2 separate regions of the Homo sapiens genome follow, and region 2 is linked to region 1. Evidence: chromatin loops called from intact Hi-C (ENCODE). Cell type or tissue: gastrocnemius medialis. All regions are shown on one strand. Each heading gives the region's core, and the rest is flanking DNA. Links, peaks and the distances in the headings are about the cores only. Region 1 overlaps NRXN3 (neurexin 3). Region 2 overlaps NRXN3 (neurexin 3).

Region 1 (4,400 bases), core at 202-4,201:
TAACATCTTTTTGGTGTTCTCCAGGTCCAGGACTCTCCAAACCAGGTTTTCTGCTTCTCATCATCATGGTGATTCTTGAGCTAATCCCCACTCTCCAGGGGAAAAGTTTTTGTTTTTGTGTTTTTGAATATTCTTGAAAGAGCATTCAGGTGAAAAAGAAATAAAGAACAAGCAGGAAACAAACTAAAGACTCATTTCAAAGCAGATGAATCCATACTTCCTATAGACAGATGTTGATGCATTGGTCTCCTAACCAGTCCCCAATTACTCCGAATAGCTCTAGTGAAGCTTAGCTCCAGTGAAGAACACTCCATCACAGTGACCCACCTTCAATTACTCATAGCAAGAAATTTGATCAATCTTACCAATTTAGATCTCCCTAAAAACTTATCCGATTCTATTCTAATTCTGCAGAGCTTACCTTTGTATGTACTAAATAATTAATATAATTACATAAAATCCATGTGATGCCTATGATAAATTATGTGTCCAGAACTCAGGATGCATCCACTTGGGAGCCTTAATGTGATTTAAAAGATAAAATCCACTATTTACCTGAACCATTTGTCAAATTTTGAAGTCATGGTAATTTATGCATACAGATATTACATATATGTGTGTATATATATATATACATTTACATAGCTGACTTAGATGACTCAATCATTTAAAAAACATTCTTTATTTCCCTGTGAACCCACAATCAGCAGAGCACTCTTATAAAACCAAAAGAAACTGCCAATACAGCTTGGATACAAACAATCAAACAAAAGACAGCTAGGCCTCAGAGATCATACTGTGGTATTATCTCAAGAGAGCATTAAACCAGGAATCAGCAGAACTGGGCATTAGTCAGTTTCACTATTATTAATCTTTAGGATATGAGGTGAGTTATTTAACTTCTGTGACCCTCAGTTTCTGTACGCAACATTAAAGATTTTTTAAAATTCACCTATGGGAGGCCGAGGCGGGTGGATCACCTGAGGTCAGGAGTTCGAGACCAGCCTGACCAACATGGAGAAACCCCATCTCTACTAAAAATACAAAATTAGCTGGGCGTGGTACTACAAGCCTGTAATCCCAGCTATTTGGGAGGCTGAGGCAGGAGGATCGCTTGAACCTGGGAGGTGGCGGTTGTAGTGAGCAGGGATCGTGCCATTGCACTCCAACCTGGGCAACAAGAGCAAAACTCCATCGCAAAAAAAAAATTCACCTATAATTCCCATATACAGATGTATACTAGCATATTAACAATGGCAATGCCTTTCAACCTTTTTTCTATGCAAATTTCTATCTATACCCTTATCTTCATCTACACAAATACCCATACATCTTTGGAATAATATTGTATAAAAATGAGATTGGATTCTGAGCTCTTTTCTGACCCTAAAAATTCCAATATTCTGGGAATAATGAGGACCAACAATTACATTACTGCTGGTGTAGGCAGCAAAGTTAAAAGATGTGTAGTAACTCCTACCAACTTAGAACACTTGGGGAGTAGGCCTACATGGATTACTGAATATTCAGATAGCTGGGAGTTGGTCAGCACAAGTGTTAGATAAAGCAGGCAGAAGAAATCAGGATGAAGAAGGTAAGTAGACCAGAGTCTTAGGGAGCTTTGGGGGTATTCTGCAAGTAAAGAATTACCACAAAGAAAAACTGTGCAGCCTTAAAAGACAGGTGGAGATACAAATCAAAACAGCCCAGACAGAAGGTCATAAATCATTCCCAGAATCAGCAAGACTAAAGAGAACTGGAAAGCCAGGAAGTCTTATACCATTAGTGGGGTTGGTTCAGCCCTTCTAGAAAGCAATTTGGAAACATCTATCATAAGCCTTGAAACAAGGGTGTCTTTTGACCCAGTATAGGAAGTCGCAAATTTTGCCCCAAGTTTTCACCCTTCCCTTTGCCACATAACCCTGCAGTACCTTCCAACTATGGGTAGGACAGAATGTTCCGCCCCTTGACACTGGGCTTAATCACATGATTTGCTTTGTGATGTTAGTGAATGTGACACAAATAGAGACTTAAAAAGCAGGTGTGAGAATAAGCTTGCCCGTGCCTCTGCCAATGACATGAGAATAGGCTAGGGCCAGCCTGCTGGAGAATGAGAAACAGTGGAGAAGAATCAAATCCCCTGAGTCATCCCAGCGCCAGCTATCCGAGATCAGTACAAACACCAAAATAGTAATAGTAGTTTTCTCTGGGTAGTGAGCTTATGGGAGATTTTTATATTCTTGATTTTGCTTATGTCTCATTTTTACTATATATATCTCTCTCTTTTAAAATATTTTTTAAAGTATGGCTGAAAATTAAGGAAAAAGCCCTCAGCAGACAAAACCACTGGTGTTGTTCATGAAAGGTGAAGGAAGAACTGAGATGGATAAATCAAGACTGATACTGATCAGAAGCCAATGCCACAGAAATGGCTGGGCAGAGGAAGAGACAAATGCCAAGAGAAAAGGTCTGATCAGGATGAGAGCTGCTCTTTCACTTGCCTCTATTTCCTCCCTTTTAACTTATGATTGGGAGAAAAAGGACAGCTGTATTATTAATGCATTAATTATGATAATATTCTGTGCATGACTAATACATGTCAAACCATCCTCATGCCAAATTGAAAACTGACATTTTTACTTCATGAATATTTCTCCATCAGTGACATTTATTGTACGTTCCCAATCTTGCAACAGTGAATGTCAGGTCAACTATCAAGCATTTGCTTTCCTTCCACTTTATTTCCTATTTTAAAGCAGTATGCTGTCACTGTTAATTGGGGTACAAAGTCAGATTGCAGTAGGAGAATTTGAGGCCTCTAGTTTCCTGAACATCTTGCTTTGGTCCCTGGAATACTATGCTATATCTGGGCTTCCTGTCTATCCATGTCTTCTTCTTTACCCTACCTAAACTTGAAATTATCACCACCACCCCCGCTTGTACTATCACTATTTGTTGTTTCATTTTTCCTTTAAAACACTTACCATCATCTAGAATACTGTATATTTATTTATTTTGTAGATTACTTATGACTCGCCATTAGAATATAAACTCTAAGGAATTTTTGTTTTATCCACTGCTGTTTTCCTAGCACCTAAAATAATTCTACAACATACTTGGCATTTGTTAAAATATTTGTTGCATGAATGAACCACTTTCATGAATGGGCTTCTGGGAATCCCCAGAGATCAAGCATTCTAGTGAAAAATTTTATCCTATTTAAACCATACAATGATTTCCTGAATCTCAATTTGTTAATGACCTACAAATAGACTTTTTCAAAAAGCTGCATCATTCAGGTACTCATTTTTGGTCACCCCTTTCAGATTTTCTCCTGAAAACCTGCAACTACACTCACTTTCCCCTCCATGTGTTTATTATATTACCATCCTATGATCACTTCTTGGCCATTGTATTAGTCTGTGCTTGCGCTACTATGAGGAAATACCTGAGACTAGGTAATTTATAAATGTACAAAGAAAAGAGGTTTAATTGACTCACAGTTCCACATGGCTGAGAAGGCCTCAGGAAACTTACAATCATGGCAAAAGTCACCTCCTCACAGGGCGGCAGGGGACAGAATGAGTGCCAAGCAAACAGGGAAGCCCCTTATAAAACCATCAGATATCATGAGAACTCACTCACTATCATGAAAACAGCATGGCAGAAACCACCCTCATGATTCAATTGTCTCCACCTGGTCCCACCCTTGACATGTGGGAATTATTATAATTCAAGGTGAGATTTGGGTGGGGCCCCAGAGGCAAACCATATCATTCTGTCCCTGGCTCCTCCCAAATCTCACCTTGAATTGTAATAATTCTTGTGCGGTTTGCCATTATTTTATGCTTAATCCTCACATTTCAAAAAACAGTCATGCCCTTCCCACAGTCCTCCAAAGTCTTAACTCATTCCAGCATTAACTCAAAATTTGAAGTCCAAAGTTTCATCTGACACAAGGCAAATCCCTTCCACCTATGAGCCTGTAAAATAAAAAGCATGTTAGTTACTTCTTAGATACAATGGGGTTACAGGCATTGGGTGAATACACCTATTCCACATGGGAGAAACTGGCCAAAACGAAGGGGCTACAGGTCCCATGCAAGTCCAAAATCCAGCGGGGCAGTTAAATCTTAAAGCTCCAAAATTATCTCCTTTGACTCTGTGTCTAACATCCAGGGCATGCTGATGCAAGAGGTGGGCTCACATAGCCTTGGGCAGCTCCACCCCTGTGGCTTTGCAGGATACAGCCCCTCTTTCGGCTGCTTTCATTGGCTGGCATTGAGTCCCTGCAGCTTTTCCAAGTGTATGGTGTAACCTATTAGAGAATCTACCATTCTGAAGTCTGGAGGATGCTAGTCCTCTACTCACAGCTTCACTAGGCAGTGCCCCAGTGGGGA
Region 2 (4,400 bases), core at 199-4,198, 100 kb after region 1:
TGCATATATTGATGCAGTATAATGATAATCTTCCAAACTGTTGCTATTGGTCAGCAACCCTATCCCCTCTCTGCCTTTCTAGTAGCCCTTATGGTAGGGAACTTTCTACTCTCTGCACTTTCTTGAACTAATATGGTATGCAAACAACATTGGCAACTATCAATTCCTTCCTGATATTCATGCCCTTAGCAACCAGGAACTTATTTTTAGTTGGTGTTCTGAGACCAAGAAAAAGATCATGGAGAGATGCTAAGCAAATGACTATAACTGCCATAAGTCATAATTCTCACCCCACATAACTTGATAAGTTGAGCCAGCACAGTGGGTTCCAAATGCACAGACTTAGAATCCCTAAGAGTAGAAAGCTGGTATCCACATTTTTAATAAATGCCTCAGGGATGCCTTTTAGCAGTTAATATAACATTGGTCCATGGACCAACAATGAGGAGCCAGTGATCTGCTATAAGGTCTGGGACAGCTATCCAGCTCCTAAAAATGGGAGCATCACCCCTTGTTATGTACACTCCAATATAGGCTTAATCACTTAACCATGAAGAATGGTGGCTCTTTTTTCTAAAACTACAAATAACCAGAAAGTTAATTACACCATTCCCTATCTCTTACTCTCTCTTCTTATCAGATGAATGATAATTAGTCCTCTAAGCTGGTTTTTCAGAGGACCACTAATATTACAGATGGACATACGTTTAATATGTCTTCATACAGTAGCCAGGCTCCAAGCAGGCCTCCAGTGAGTCTTCTTCCTGATATTCATGCCCTTGTTGTAGGCCCCTCCCATAATGTTGAGAGCTAACCTGTGTAGTCAACAGGACATTGAGGAAATGACAGTGTGACATCCCAGGGTAGGTAACAAAAGACACTGACACTTACACGTTTGCTCTTTTGGGTCCCTTGTAATAGGGGAGCATCTGCCTCATAATTAGGACATTCAAGCAGCCCTTTGCAGAAGTCCACATGCAGAATTAGTCTTCTACCAACAGCCAGCACCAACTCACCATCCATTTGAGTGAGCCATCTTAGAAGTGGATCCTCCGGCCCCAGTCAAGCCTTCAGATGACTGCAGCCCTTGCTATCATCTTTACTATGATCTCAAGGCAGAACCACCCAGATAAGCCACTCCTGAATTCCTGATTCACAGTAACTGTATTAACAATAAATGTTTATTATTGTCTAAAGCCACTAAGTTTCATGGTGATTTGCTACATAGCAGTAGCTTATACACCTAGTTTAATCCAAGAATGACATCAGAGCTCCTAACTTAGGACTCTGTCTGTGGCCATAACTCAGCAGGTATCCCAGATAAAGTTACTTCTTCCCTTTCTTTTTTAATTTAGTCCATTAAAAAGAAGTTTCACAAAAGAAAGGTTTTTCATTTTTTTTTTTTTTTTTGAGACAGAGTCTCGCTCTGTTGCCCAGGCTGGAGTGCAGTGGTGTGATCTTGGCTCACTGCAAGCTCCACCTCCCAGGTTCACGCCATTCTCCTGCCTCAGCCTCCCGAGTAGCTGGGACTACAGGAGCCCGCCACCACGCCCAGCTAATTTTTTGTATTTTTAGTAGAGACGAGGTTTCACCATGTTAGCCAGGATGGTCTTGATCTCCTGACCTCATGATCCACCCACCTCGGCCTCCCAAAGTGCTGGGATTACAGGCTTGAGCCACCACGCCCGGCCAGAAAGGTTTTTCTTTTAAAGAGCCTTGGTAACAGTCCTACTGTATCAAACAGGATTGGTTTTAAATGAACATCCTTGTACCTCTCTCTACTTGCCAGGGGAGTTGTGAGGCTTAATTAATTACAGATCTTTGGATGAAAGGAGCACTGAGCACTGAGAATTATCATCAAACAGGACCAGGGAAAAATGAAAAAAAAAAAAAAAGACATTTTCTCTCTTTGCTGGCTAAATCCATTTCACCTGAGACTTTGCAAAGGCTGAGTCACCTATTGTTTAGAGAATATTCCATTTTTGCTGAGTGTGGAGTGGAGACAAGCCAGCACAGTGGCAGAATAGGGAGCCCCTGTCCTTTATCTTAAAATAGGCCCCTTTCCCAAAATAAACTCCAACGCTTCTTTTAGAGGACAGTGTGGCCATTTGTATCATCTGAACTTTTAAGGAGGAACAGTGAGATGAAATAGACATGTGATCTAAGCCTCATCTAGCAGACTACCTCCATGTGCATGACACTTCCTAAACTGTGAGCCAGACAACTCCCATGGATGTGGATGTCTTCCCTGAGCAAGCATTAAGTGGAGAAAAATATATTCTTTGGGTTCTCTTCAATGTTTTAATGACACTGCTCCTGCCAGAGGAAGCCCAGGAGGGTAGAACCAATTTTCCACATAAGAACAAAATGGTGTTTGGTAGAGAGGATAGGTAGCAAAATGGGAAAATTACTAAATGTTGTTGCCAAGATTCAAGAGTTCAAATCTGAGCTTCCCCACACACTAAACAAATGACCTTGGTTGAGTAAGTGACTTAACTTCCCCGATCCTTAAGTTCCTCACAGTAAAACATATCCCCAGGATATCACATTTTCCCTCCAGCCCCCACACCACCTCCACATCCCAAAGACAGTGACCAAGAAAGAGGCAAAACTACTTCATCTGGCCATAATAGTGGGAGTTTCCAACACTGAGGGGAACTTAGGCCTCAAACAGTAAGCTGTGTCCTAGATCTTGCTATCTTGCTCTTCAAAGCTCTTTGAGGCTTTCTCTTCTGATGCCTGTCTTTTCCTACAAAGCACAGAATTCTGGCTTGGAAAGGCTTAGGTTCCATCTTTTACAGCCACTTTCTTTTTCGGGGATTCTCAGCAGGGATGCAGAGTTTGGTTTCCCTTCCTAACCAAAATCAGAAAGGTAGGTTTGACTTTTCTTTTAGGTTGGTTCAAGTCCACCCAGCTTCTCTTTGTGGTGCAGCCCAGTTCACCAAAATCCTGTTCAGTATTTGAGGGGCCTAAGCCCCAACTAGCAATAGAGTGTCCCTTTGCATTGTTTCACCCTCTCTGTGCATAAATTTACCTTAGTACTTTCTAGGGGGGTAGCTGATCTACAGAATTATACAAGTATGCCTAGACCAATGGTATCGTAATTATGCCTGGATATTACCATTACCTATATCACCAGGCTGTTGTAATGATCAAGAGAAATAACGAGGGTAAAAAAACTCATCAACATTCAACCCTGGTACCCAGGTTAGTTTTTATTATAGTCCCAGGAGGGTCAGTACCAACCATGCCCTAAAGCAAAAAAAGCCTGCTCAGTAAGTAAATGAAGGAGAGGGAGCAGACCTGAGTGAGACTTCCCTTCCTTTGGCCACAATAGGTTAGACCAAGAAAATGTCTGATGGTGATCAGGCCCTGAATTTATCTTGTTGATTCCAGTAGGCCTAATCATGCTGACGGTCATTGCTGCATGACTTTGAACTTTCTCCAGATTCCAGAGCCAGAGGTGAATTTCTTGGGGGTGTGTGTGTGTGTGTGTGTGTGTGTGTGTGTGTGTGTGTGTTGAGTGTGTTGAAGAGAAGAAAGGGAAGAAAGAGAAGAATGAAGACACTCACGAATCATGTACCAGTTTTATTTTGTTTATAAGATGTAACATGAGCTCTTTCAATAAGCTTGTTGATTTTTATGAGAATTTCCAAGGACCTCCTCAGGATACCAAGTCCACTCTGTTCAGTGTGCCAGTGCCATGTCCCTCCCCAAAGAACCACTCTACATCAAATCACATCAGAGCACTCATTCAGAATGAAGGCCTTGTCATTACACAAGCAAGAACAAGTCTAGGTTACCCAGGCTGAGTATAGATTAGGATTGGCAGAAAATTCCTGCTTTAGAACTAAGTCCTGAGTTCCAGGGTTGGTTTTGACACTAGCTATCTGACCTTCGGAAGGTTGCTGTCAGAAGTCTCAATTTTTCCATCTGTGAAATGGGTATGTTAACACTTACCTGGTCCAGTACCCCAGGACAGTTGTGAGGATCGCATATAAAAGGATTTTTTATACTGTAAAGTGCTTCAAAATGTAAAAAAGCGTGATACTAAACATTGTCATAGATGAAACCATATTTACACAAATATCTCTTCTTTATTTCCTCCCCATCTCCATTTCTCTTCTCTTTTCTATCTTACTATTTATCTATTGTATTCATTCTTCCTCCTCTCTTCACTTTGCCTCAGCTTATATCTTAATGTCAGATGAACACAATACAATCCATATGTATTAACCAACCAGCCCCACTGATATACAAGACTGACATGAAATGGTGATTCCTCATGCAGAACATTTTTGGAAACTCTTTAAGGAAAGGTGTATCTCTTGATTACTGACGAGGATTATGGAGCAAAGCCTCTCCCACCGAGAAAAGAAATTGCCCCAACTTCTCCTCTA

What was found. A loop is a pair of places that touch in the nucleus more often than their neighbours do. Peaks named below come from ENCODE experiments on the same cell type or tissue, not always from the same donor. Only the 100,000 strongest peaks of a DNase experiment are listed, where the experiment ranks them.
Region 2: a loop joins it to region 1, with 2.2 times the contacts of the local background. A loop is called at or near these places in 1 of 110 quality-filtered maps.

What each region holds. Positions count from the first base shown.
Region 1 is chr14:78,574,281-78,578,680 of GRCh38, reverse strand. The region is part of intron 4 of NRXN3 (neurexin 3); the gene reads right to left. Among named protein-coding and RNA genes, the nearest start is that of NRXN3-AS2, 130 kb to the left of the region's middle. In gastrocnemius medialis, for the core only: no CTCF peak of the experiment used is centred there; a DNase peak (open chromatin) is centred at 2,050; H3K27ac peaks cover 1,886 bases.
Region 2 is chr14:78,470,412-78,474,811 of GRCh38, reverse strand. The region is part of intron 4 of NRXN3 (neurexin 3); the gene reads right to left. Among named protein-coding and RNA genes, the nearest start is that of NRXN3-AS2, 240 kb to the left of the region's middle. In gastrocnemius medialis, for the core only: no CTCF peak of the experiment used is centred there; no DNase peak of the experiment used is centred there; H3K27ac peaks cover 1,010 bases.